Regions from separate parts of the Homo sapiens genome. Here regions 2 and 3 are each linked to region 1. A link is an interaction called in ENCODE POLR2A ChIA-PET data of the cell type or tissue named here. Cell type or tissue: OCI-LY7. All regions are shown on one strand. Region 1 overlaps DARS1 (aspartyl-tRNA synthetase 1). Region 2 has its middle 40 kb from the start of DARS1. Region 3 has its middle 27 kb from the start of CXCR4.

Region 1 (4,000 bases):
CACCCAGGCTGGAGTGCTGTGTTGCGATCTCGGCTCACTGCAATCTCTGCCTCCAGGGTTCAAGTGATTCTCCTGTCTCAGCCTCCCAAGTAGCTGGGATTACAGGCATGCGCCACCATGCCTGGCAAAGTTTTGCATTTTTAGTAGAGACAGAGTTTCACCATGTTGGCCAGGCTGGTCTTGAACTCCCGACCTCAGGTGATCCTCTCGCCTTGGCCTCCCAAAGTGCTGGGATTACAGGCATAAGTCACTGCACCCAGCCGATAGAGCATTTCTTAATTGTGTTTTATAATTTTTTTATTGTAGAATTAATACATGCCCATTATTTTTAAAATTCCAGCACTTTATACATACATTTCACTCTTAGGGCCACCATTGTTAAGAGTTTGTCTATTCTTTCAGTATCCTCCCCTGATGAATACTGACAGACTTTGAGAAGAGTACTGGTGGAGTTTTAAATTTTCAAATAATGTTGATTTGCCTTCCTGAAAGGTTGGGCCATTTATTCTGCCAATAGTCAGTCACATTGTATTATAATCCTTCATTTACTCGTCTCTCTCCCGTTATACTGAGAGCCTTTGTTCTGTCCAAATGGGGCACTTTTTCCTAAACATAGTAATTTAGCAAATTAAAAGATAGAATGCATGCTACAAGTAAGCCTGAACCAAGAATATTTCCCTTCACACCCATCCCTTTATTTTACGACTGCCATGTCTGTTTCTTCTTAACAGTTAAAACTCATGAGTGATACTTCCCAGTGGTTATGAATAAGACCTTTTCAGTGAGACAGATGTGTGTTTGAATCCTGGATTTGTGCTTACAATCTGTTTACTCTACGCAAATTGCATAACCTTTCCAATCCTCAGTGTCTTCTCTTAAAACAAGTATATATTAATACCTAGCTTATAAGATGTTATGTAGTAATATTTATAAAGTATTTAGCTCTATGCTTGGTGCAGTGTAAGCCTTCGATAATTGAGTCATGTTAATGAGCATGACAGTTACTTACTTGCCTTCCATCGTAGTTTTTTGTGGGTCTTATTTCCTGTTGTCAGCTCTTGGAAGGTGCTACTGCTTATTTTCTTGCTTTGTTTGGTACACAACACATAATAAGAACCCTACCGAATAATAGATGAATAAAACAGGTGTTTTATACACATATAATAGAGCATTGTCTTCTGGGTCTTGTTCTTGCTGTCCAGTAGCTCACTCTAATTGAGATCAGCATGTAAGTATGAAGCATCACGTAAGTGAAAAAATATACAGGTTGAGTATCCCTTATCCAGAATGCTTGGGACTGGAAGTGTTTTGGATTTTGGATTTTTTTTTTTTTTTTTTTTGGAATATTTGCATTACTGGCTGAGCATCCCAAATCTGAAATCCAAAATGCTCCAATGAGCATGTTTTTTGAGAGTCATGTCGGCACTCAAAAAGTTTTTGGATTTTGAAACATTGCACATTTTCGGATTTGAGAATGTTCTTCCTGTACCATCTGCTAGTGTTTTTTTTTCCATTTGTGACAAATTATTTTAGTCTCTTAATTGATAGTGCCTCCTGCCTCAAAACATGAAACAAATTGCAAGGTGTAAGGACTTTATTGATGATATGAGCTAATCATGGTGGGTGGATAGGGAGAATTTATGAGTGTCAATGTTATGAACAGACTGAACGGTTTAAAACTTTCTTAAGAGTTTTTAATTGAGGAATTTCATAGCACTTTTTATTAGTATATTAACTGTTATTCTATCTCAAAAAAATAAATTATTTATGGGTATTGGGGAATTTTGGAGGGGCTAAATGCTAATTGCACTATTTTAAAACTCAAACAGCACAAAAACTAAAGAATAAAGCAGAAAGTGTAATTCACTTGTTCTGCTCCCAAGAGAATAAAAACACTGTGAAAGTTTGAAATGATAGAAATTGCTTTAAACAAAAATTGATACTTTTTCTTTTACAAAAGTGAGTTCATATGCTGTATCAGTGTTTTATGTAGCTCTACATGATCATTTACAATATTTTTAATTTGCAAAATTGAAAAATTTATTCTAGATTATAAAAGTAATAACCATTTTTTGTTAAATACTCAAGCATTATAGAATTAAATCAGGTATAAAGTGGAAAACTGACTGTAATCCTTCTTTACAGATTTGTGGGTTTTTTTGGTTGGTTTGTTTGAGGTGGAGTCTTGCCCTGTCACTCAGGCTGGAGTGCAGTGAGGCAATCTCAGCTCATTGCAACCTCTGCCTCCTGGGTTGAAGCAATTCTCGTGCCTCAGCCTCCCAAGTAGCTGGGATTACAGGTACCTGCCACCACATCCAGCTAATTTTTGTATTTCTAGTAGAGATGAGGGCTTTTTTTTTTTTTTTTTTGAGTCAGGGTCTTGCCCTGTCACACAGGCTGGAGTGCAGTGGTGTGGTCTCGGTTCACTGCAGCCTCCTTAGCTAGGACTACAGGCATGCGCCACCATGCCCAGCTGATTTTTGTATTTTTAGTAGAGACAAGGGTCTCACCATGTTGGCCAGGGTGGTCTCAAACTCCTGACCTCAGGTGATCTGCCTACCTCGACCTCCCAAAGTGCTGGGATTACAGGCTTCAGCCACTGTACCCAGCCTCAGATTTGTTTTTATGAGGAAGTTGAGGGTCAATGTGAGTGTATATGTGTGTTTGAGCTAAAATTTTTATAATACTCTGTATTATTTTATAACTTGCACTTTTCTTTATCTTTTGGATATCTTTTCATGTCTGTGCGTATAGGTTTTTTTTGTTTGTTTGTTTTTTGAGACAGAGTCTCGCTCTGTCGCCCAGGCTGGAGTGCAGTGGCACAGTCTCCGCTCACTGCAAACTCCGCCTCCCAGGTTCACATCATTCTCCTGCCTCAGCCTCCCAAGTAGCTGGGACTACAGACACCTGCCACCACGCCCGGCTAATTTTTTTGTATTTTTAGTAGAGACGGGGTTTCACTATGTTAGCCAGAATGGTCTCGATCTCCTGACCTTGTGATCCACCCACCTCAGCCTCCCAAAGTGCTGGGATTACAGGCGTGAGCCACTATGCCCGGCCGCATCATTGTTTTTTAATGGTTTCATAGTATTTCATAGTATGGCTATATTTTTTTACATATATTTTATTTTTCTCATTTGTATAAAGTTCAGATTTATCCATTGTTGCTTTAATTTGTGTTTCAGTCATTGGTTAGATTAAACTTCTTTTCCTGATATGTTAACTATTTTGAACTTCTTTTATATATTGTTTGTTCTTGCCCTGTTCCTATTTTATTAAAAAAGAACAAATAATTTTCTCCAAGTCTGTTTGCATTTCAGTTTTTTGAGGCGAAGAGAGGCATTACAAATGATGATCATTATGTCCTTTTCTTTCAAATGTTTGTATCTCATTTCTTGTTTCTCTTTGCAATACTAGTAGGTTCTCTAGTACTTCAGGGATTCACACAATGAAGAATTTTTGAAAGAGCAGAAATTCCAGTTCTAAATGAATGATTTTGAGTTTAAGGTTCTACATAAAATGTCATTAGAAAATAAATGGCAAAGTTTTAAAAAGTAGATTAAAAGTAGTTTCCCAGCCAAGTTTTCTGTTTGTCAGGAGGAGATGTTGAATTTTATCAGACCTTTTTCTAGCATTTCTTCCCTTCAAAATATAATTGTGTTATGTGATGTATATGTAGAGAGGTTCATTATACTATTCACTCTGCTTTTGTGTTTGTTGGAAATTTTCTGTGTAATAAAATAAATTTTAACGTAGTTGATCCTCATTATTCGTGGACTGCATATTCGCAAATTCACCTACTGGCTAAAATGTATTTATAACCCCAGAACACTTGCAGCACTTTTGTGGTCATTCTCAGTCATGCCAGACCTGTACATGTGCAGAGTGGCAGAGTATTTGCGTCATCCAGTACACACATTCCCAATTAAAGTCAAACACAGTAATGTTCTGCCTTCTTGTTTCAGCTCTCATACTGTAAATAAGCGTCCCTTTCACAGTC
Region 2 (4,000 bases), 50 kb before region 1:
TTATTATTTTGTAAGAACACTTGCAATGAGATCTGTCCTATTAACATATTTTAAAGTGCACAATATAGTGTTGTTAGCTATAGTTACTAAATTGTATAGCAGGTCTCTAGATCTTAATCATCATCCGTTCTTAATAACTGGTAGTGCCCAGCCTAAGATATAATGTTTAAGAGCTCAATTTGAAGGAAAGCAAGGAGTAGGTCTCATATCATACTATTTTTGGACAAACATAAAGGAAAGTTTGTATTCACACAACTAGTAAAATCTGGAAAAGAATATAGATCCTGGTTTGTAAATCAAAGTCTTGTGTATGCTGTTTGGCATAGATGTTAGCCGGAAGTGTGTGTGTGTGTGTGTGTGTGTTTGTGTGTGTTTGTGTGTGTCTGTGTGTGTGTGTGTGTGCGCGCGCGCACGTGCAGTTAAAAATAAGCTGGCCGACAATTTTCTAGTTTCCTATTGGAGCAAAAAGTTTAATTCTTTGTTCCAGTGTTCCCATCCTGGTTCATTGTGAGCTGAAACTGTTCGCCTAACCCTCAGGGTCAAAGAGTTCTGTGTAATTGGAATGCTATTTTGTTTTCAGGCTGTTTGATGTTAATGGCTTGATTACCAATACAGTGGTGTAGCAAGGAGTTTCATTTTGGGAGGTCTTAGTACCATATGTCAACAAATAACAAGAAAAACATTCCTTCATGTCTCCAAAACACACACACACACACACACACACCCCAAATCCTGATTTACTCCCCCAACAACAAATCTCTTTCTAAACATTCCATCTAAAAAGCTTTCCAATTAAATACTTTTTTAAAACCAGCTTTTTATTTTGGAATAACCTTAGATGAACAGGAAGTTGCAAGGAGAGTACAGAGAGTTTTTGTATACCCTTCATCAATTTCTCCTAATGTTAACATTTAACATAACTTTGGTTCATTTGTTCAAACCAGGGAATAACAAACTGTAGCAGCCTGTAGGCCAAATCCAGCCCACTGTCTGTTTTTGTAGGGCCTGAGAGCAAAGAGTATTAAATGTTTAATGGTTAAACAATCAAAAGAAGACTAATACTTCATGGCATGTAAAATTTATATGAAACTGAAATTTCAGTGCTCATAAATAAAATTTTAGCCAAACAAGTTGGTTCACACCTGTAATCCCATCACTTTGGGAGGCTGAGGCAGGAGGATCACTTGAGGCCAGGAGTTTGAGACCAGCCTGGGCAACATAGTGAGACTCTATCTTTACCAAAAAAAAAATTTTTTTAATTAGCCAGGCAGTGAAGTGTGCCTGTAGTCCTACCTATTTTGGAGGCTGAGGCAGGAGGATTGCTGGCACCCAGGAGTTCAAGACTGCAGTGAGCTCTGCCATTGCACTCCAGCCTGGGCAACAGGCTGGGCAACAGAGCAAGACTCTGTCTCAAAAAAATAATAATGATAAATTTAAAAATAAACTTTTACTAAAATAGAGCCATGCTCATTCCTTTATATATTTGTCTGGTTGCTTTAGCTCTACAGTGACCGAGTTGAGTAGTGGCACACAGACCATCTGGACCACAAGCCCCAGAGTATCTCCTCTGCTCCTTTACAGAAAAAGCTTGCTGACTCGGGGTCTAAACTAAGAAATTAATGTTGTTACATTACTATTAACCAAAGGACAGGCTTTATAGCACCAATGTTTCCAATTTCACGATGCAATCCAGGAACCACACTACATTTAACAAATGTATTTTCGTATGGTGAGCCTCCATCTATTTATCCACCAGGTGCATGGTAGGTTCTACTTTGGAAAATTTTCCTGACTCACAAATGAATTTCAGCTGGACACTTAAACAAGGTTTGTTTTTGTTGTTTGTCTGGGGTTATTTATGTCTTTCACACAATAGGCAGACAATGGAATACAACATCTGGGCTAGGAATGCTGTGCGAACTTGAAGATGGAGGAAGAGCTGTATTTGTTCAAGCAGTTCACGCGCTGGGCTAAGATAGAGCACCAATTCAGGGCCTTGAGAAAAGGGGGTTCCCAATGTCCCCCCTCGCACGGTGTGAGGCCTTCTCCTGATCCCACGCAATCCCTGCCTCAGCTCCCTGTCCTTTGTTTCCTGTTCCCCGGGACCGGCCTGTGAACCACGCGGCTATGCCTTTCAACCCGGCTGCGGCGGCTTTCAGTGCGCTCTGCAGGCGCGATCGGGCGGCGTCCAGTTGCCGGGCAACGGCCTGACAGGCAGCTCACGTTGCCGCCAGGGCCAAGACATCCGCACCAGCCAGTCTGCACCGCGAGCCTGTGGCCTGATTTCTCCCCCTCCATTGTTGTCGCTAATACAAAAGGCTACAACTCCAGTGTGGTCACTGGGCCTGCATTGAATTACACGCCAGGCCATTCTTCGGGCCGGAGCCTTTGTAGGCTGGGATGCGTTTCCTCCCAGGGCCAGAACTCTGGGCCTCGCCAGCCTTTACGAGTTGTCTGCCTCCCTCCGCCACTTCCACCCACCTACCGCCTTTGTTCCTTTCAGCTGGCAGCCAGGCCCTCGCTTGCCTTTTGGTTGGTATGAGATCACTGGCGGCGGGCTTGAGCAGTCCTTCCCACCCGCTCCCCTCACTCTCAATTAAGCACTGCGCGTAAAATCCCAGGCCTATTCAGTCATCTCTTCTTATCTCTTTCTCAACCATCCCCCCAACACCCATCCCTCTCTCTCAAGTTTCTAAGGCTGCCGTTGCTAGGGAACTCAAACCTGAGGGCTGAAGGGAGGTTTTCTAAGGTGTCTGCCAAACTCCCAAAACTCAGAGGGCGGAGGCAGCACAAAGTCTTTGGGATTCCCCAAACGCTGAAGAGAGTTACATGTAACTCACCACCCTCTACCCCATATCCTTGTGTTCAGCATCATGTTTGGATTCCGGGAAATTCAGTGGTGAAGTGGGAAAAGAGATTTCAAATCACACTAAGAAGCAATTTCTCCTAATGTAAAAGCTGGAAGGGGTCTCCTCTCAAAGGAAAAACATCCCAAGGTATGAGTTTATTTTTCTTCAACAGTGTAACATGGACAAAGAGTGTTCTTACATCAGCTATTTGATAGAAATCCTTACTTAATGAGGGAGGAATGCGTGACGATAACAATATGCTATCTGGCTTTTTAAATACCAATACCAGGCTTTACATGGTGGCTCATGCCTGTAATCCCAGCACTTTGAGAGGCCCAGGTGGGAAGATTGCTTGAGTCTAGGAGTTCGAGACCAGCCTGGGCAACAAAGTGAGACCCCTGTGTCTACAAAAAATAAAAATAAAATTAGCCAGTTATGGTGGCCTGAGCCTGTAGTCCCAGCCACTATAGAGGCTGAGGCGGGAGGATGGCTTGAGCCCAGGAGTTTGAGGCTGCAGTGAGCCTTGATCTCTGCAGTGAGCCGTGATCATGCACTCTAGCCTAGGTGACAGAATAAGACCTTCTCTAAAAAAATAAATAAATACTATTACCATTGTGAAATGCCTCCTCAGCTGGGGTCCCCAAGTGTGGGCTCCACTCACAGCGCCATCCGCAGGCCGGAGCAGGAGTGCATGCTGGCTACAACCAGTGTGGGAATCCAGGTCTACCTTGCTCCTGCAGCCTTCTGCCATCTCTTTGTGTTTCTCCGATTATTCCCTCTACCCTCTGTGTAATATTCTGTTAAAACCTAGGCATAAGGCTGGGCATGGTGGCTCACACCTGTAATTCCAGCACTTTGGGAGGCTGAGGCAGGTGGATCACCTAAAGTCAGGAGTTCGAGATCAATCTGGCCAACATGGCAAAACCCTGTCACTACTAAAAATACAAAAATTAGCCAGGCGTGATGGTGGGCGGCTGTAATCCCAGCTACTTGGAGGCGGAGGTGGGAGAATTGCTTGAACCCGGGAGGCAGAGGTTGCAGTGAACCGAGATCATGCCACTGCACTCCAGCCTGGGTAACAGAGCAAGACTGTAAAAAAAAAAAAACACCTAGTCACAATGAAGTAAGGTAGGCCATGAGAGGGATTCAAA
Region 3 (4,000 bases), 170 kb before region 1:
GACCACCAGGTGGGTCCACAGATCCAATGAACCCACTGTGAACCAGAACTGAGCCAGGACTTTATTCATTACCTTACCTCCCTACACCCCCACTCTAAGAGGGGGCCTATGATGATGGTTTAAGTCTTCAGTGTCCTAAAGTCTCTCACACTGAGTCCAGCAGTTCTCAAAAATGTTTGGGTCTTCCCCTTCCCACAACATAAAGTATCAGAATATACAGTCATATATTCCTTTGGGGGAAGGACTGGGAGACTCATTTATAAACAGACTTACAATAGTGTCTCAGGATACTTCCTCCTGGGGACATGAACTCTACTTCAGTCAAAGGGTTCCTGGTCCAAAGACTAACTCAGGTCCAGAAACTGGGCAAGGGATCATGAATTTTATTGTGGCAACATCACTCAGTCTCCTGGTCATCCACCCATGATTTCTCTTGAGCAGTACTTTCATTGGCTGGCCACCTATATTGCCCTTAGGGACACTGAGTTCTATTAACTATCTTCATAACCATCTACAGGTCAGGCCCTCTTGGATGCCATTTGACCTCGTTGCTCATTACAATAGTTGTACCTACCTGGCTTCTGACAGGTAATGCTGCCACCTGGCCTCTTATGGTTTTGGGTTCCTATGATCCCCATTGTTATCTGTGAACTCAGTTCTGTAACAGCATCTCCCTATTGTCAGGCCGGGGATACAGGGGAGCCACACCAATGAGCTTCTTAGCAATGCTGGTGCACCCCTCTCCAGCACATTCCTTATTGGAGTGGTCAGTGATGCGTCTTCCTGGCCCTTCTGTAGAACATAGTCATCTTGAAGGTTTTTCACCCTTATGTAGTATATCCTCTCTCATGTGCTTACTTCACCAAGCCTCTTAATTCCTTCTTCCACCATCTGCCACAAAAATTTTGTCATTTGGCCTCAATTAGTATTGACCACCACATTTTCATGCTTCCAGGAGCCATCCTACCAATGTGTTTGTACCATTCCCTGGGAGTTCTTCCCAGAGTGTTAAACCCTATATTCCAGGAGAGAACTCCCATATCAATAACCTCTCTTTTATCAAATGTATGATCTGCCCTCGTCAGTCCCACATCCTCAGAATCCAGTCCTCTCCTGGGTCTTGCTGGTCCTGCAGTTCTTTGGGGAGCATAGCCCCTTCCCTCTCTGGGAAGGACCAGCATGTCCTCAGCTTATGTTATGATTTAGCCCTAATCATTGACCTAGTGGACAAAAGAAAGGAGAGGGGAGATCCTACCAGGAAGGAGCACATGTCCTGCAGGGAGAAACCTCGATATCATCTTTAAGCTAAAAGGGAACACCATTCTTGATAGGGAGATATAGGCCACTTCTTCAGGTTCAGAAGGTTCAGGTGAATCTCAGGATTCAAGATTTTTGGATGCATTAACCCAGATGTCCCTATCCTGTATCTAAAAGGCTATTCTTTCCCAACTAAGGCCATAACTTTGTAATAGTAGACCAGCCTCAGTTGAGACTTTAGCCTTCCTTAGAGCTCGGCAACTCTTCTACTTAAATCCTGAGCCTGATCCTTGGCTCTTTCTCCCGCTGAAGGAGATAAAAGCCTCTTCATACGCTACCAAAGAGACTGTCTGGATTTTAAACTTAGATTTTAATTGCCAGTTAGTCATGCTCAGCTTTTCATAATCTTTTTCCAGAGCAAAGTTTAGTTACAGCCACCAAATTCCACTCTCCTTAAAGTTCCCATTTCCACCATATTTCTCAAAAGCCTAAACATTGCATGAGCTATCACATTCTTGTCCAGGTTTGTGCCATCCAAGTTCACTACCGTCAAAAGTTTTTTTGTGTGTTTTTGTGGGATTTCTTGAGACAGGATCTCACTCTGTTGCCCAGGCTGGAGTGCAGTGGCACGGTCACTGCTCACTGCAGCCTTGACCTCCCAAGCTAAAGTGATCCTTCTGCCTCAGTGCCCCGAGTAGCTGGGACTACAGGCATGTGCCACCATGCCTGGCTAATTTGTGTGTTTTTTGTAGAGACAGAGTCTTTCCATGTTGCCCAGGTCTGGAACCCTGGGGCTCAAGTGTTCCTCCCGCCTCAGCCTCCAAAAGTGCTGGGATTACAGGCATGAGCCACCACGCCTGGCCGGCAAAAGTTTTAGTAGCTATACTGCCACATTGAGCTCTCTGTGCTTCACCTACCACCAATGATGGGAGCCTCATTACCACCAGACAGCTCATGACCTAGACCTAAAATCCCATTCCAGTGAGTGCTTGATCCTATCTTTTCTGGGGCCAGCTATCACAGGTTGGGTTCCCCAACATGCAGGATGTGTTTTAGGGCTTCTTCTTGGATTAACACCTATGGAAAGGAGGGAAAGGAAGCAAGATTTGTCAGAGGGAAAATTTGAGCTGTGATCAGGTCCTAAGCTAGCCCTGTGGGGAGGAGTTCCTGAGTGGGGATGACCCTTCGGATGTGCTCTGAGTTGGGCTGAGGGGGCTGGGCCTCTCTGCTGCACAATGATCAGTCAGCCCCTGGAAGGAGGTGTGACCTTGGCTGAGGCACTTTTCTTCAGCCCAGGCATCCCCAGAGAGCACTGACAGCTGAGAGCTGTCTTCCAGAAGCATGTCCAGCAACTTGGGGATGGGGGAGAATGCATTTTTAATTACTGGAGGGGGATCAGGGCAGTGGACATCACAGCACCCACCACCACAAAGGAAATGGTGACAGCTAGGAACATGAGGAAATTGCAGTCACTGATAGATAGTGACATATTTTGGCTATTCGCAAGGAAGGAGGTTTTGAAATGAGAGATGAGATAAAAAATAATTTCTTCATGGTCATTTCTATGGTTTCACGTGACTTGCTATAAGGGCATATCTCACTGATATAGTCAGTATCTTGTACACACTGAACCTGCATGGCCATGAAAAGGATAAGATAAAGGGATTTTTTAAAGGCTGAACTACCGTGTAAACAGCTCAAAAATACAAAATAAAAAATTGATTTGTTCCCAGCATTTAATGGTTTTTCACACTTGTTGGAGAGGAAAACCTATTATGTATTATTTTATGTATTTAAAAACACACCTAAATGTGGCAATAAAACATAAATAAATACGTTCAGAGCCAAATGGAACCCAAGAATAGATTAGGAATCCATTTGCTGTTATCTCCTGATGTGCAGCATCCAGTCATCCCCCATTTGATGTGATAAGCTCATCCTCTGAGCACCTGACAAAGCACTGAACGTGGTCTTTAGAGAGAGCCCTTGCCATAATTTCTGGATCTGTGAAATCCAGAGACTAAACTATCCAGAACCAAATATATGTGCCTTTCCTCAAACCTTCATAACTGCAAGATACGATTTTCTAATTTAATAAAAATAGGAAAAGAAATTAAAATATTTAAAAATGAAAAGAAACAATAAGTATAAAAACTGACCTAGTGCAGACCCTGATCAATGAGTCAAGTGAATGACACAAACAGATTATGGATGTCTTCATGAGAGACTGCCAGCAATATTGTCCACCCCATTGCAACGGAACAATTACCACTTAATTTTTAACTTATTTTTCTCTTACGACAGATACAACTTGTAATCAATTTGTTATAATGTACCTAAACTGGTGGAGAGGGCTCTGGCACCAGCATACACACACAAACACACCCACACACTTGCACACACACACCCCTCTACACAACAACTAGGGCAAATATGCTTTTACCTCTAGTCTCTATTGAGGTTTCCCTATAGGATATGTATTTTCAACTGAAAAAATACGTAGGTTCTGTTGTTAAAATCAAGATTGAAGACCACAACACTAAATTACTTGGAGCTCTATTGTTAGGCTATAAATTTATCTAATTATTCTGTCCATTTCTATCACATTATCCTGTATTATTGTCTCTGTAGCTCTTTATTGTCACTTTCACGTCCACATATTTACTTGTTTATTGCATGCCTCCCCCACTAAAAGATAAAGCTCTTTGAGTACAAGAACCATGTCTCTTTATCACCACATTTC

The links. Peaks named below come from ENCODE experiments on the same cell type or tissue, not always from the same donor. Only the 100,000 strongest peaks of a DNase experiment are listed, where the experiment ranks them.
Region 2: POLR2A ChIA-PET joins it to region 1 with 6 read pairs; 7 of 35 experiments call an interaction of 5 or more read pairs at or near these places.
Region 3: POLR2A ChIA-PET joins it to region 1 with 5 read pairs; 10 of 35 experiments call an interaction of 5 or more read pairs at or near these places.

The regions. Positions count from the first base shown.
Region 1 is chr2:135,974,123-135,978,122 of GRCh38, reverse strand. The region is part of intron 3 of DARS1 (aspartyl-tRNA synthetase 1); the gene reads left to right. Among named protein-coding and RNA genes, the nearest start is that of DARS1-AS1, 9.1 kb to the left of the region's middle. In OCI-LY7, no CTCF peak of the experiment used is centred here; a DNase peak (open chromatin) is centred at 2,402; H3K4me3 peaks cover 2,440 bases; H3K27ac peaks cover 3,614 bases.
Region 2 is chr2:136,023,910-136,027,909 of GRCh38, reverse strand. No RefSeq gene overlaps it. Among named protein-coding and RNA genes, the nearest start is that of DARS1, 40 kb to the right of the region's middle. In OCI-LY7, a CTCF peak has its summit at 3,542 (motif pointing left); a DNase peak (open chromatin) is centred at 2,199.
Region 3 is chr2:136,142,960-136,146,959 of GRCh38, reverse strand. No RefSeq gene overlaps it. Among named protein-coding and RNA genes, the nearest start is that of CXCR4, 27 kb to the right of the region's middle. In OCI-LY7, no CTCF peak of the experiment used is centred here; no DNase peak of the experiment used is centred here.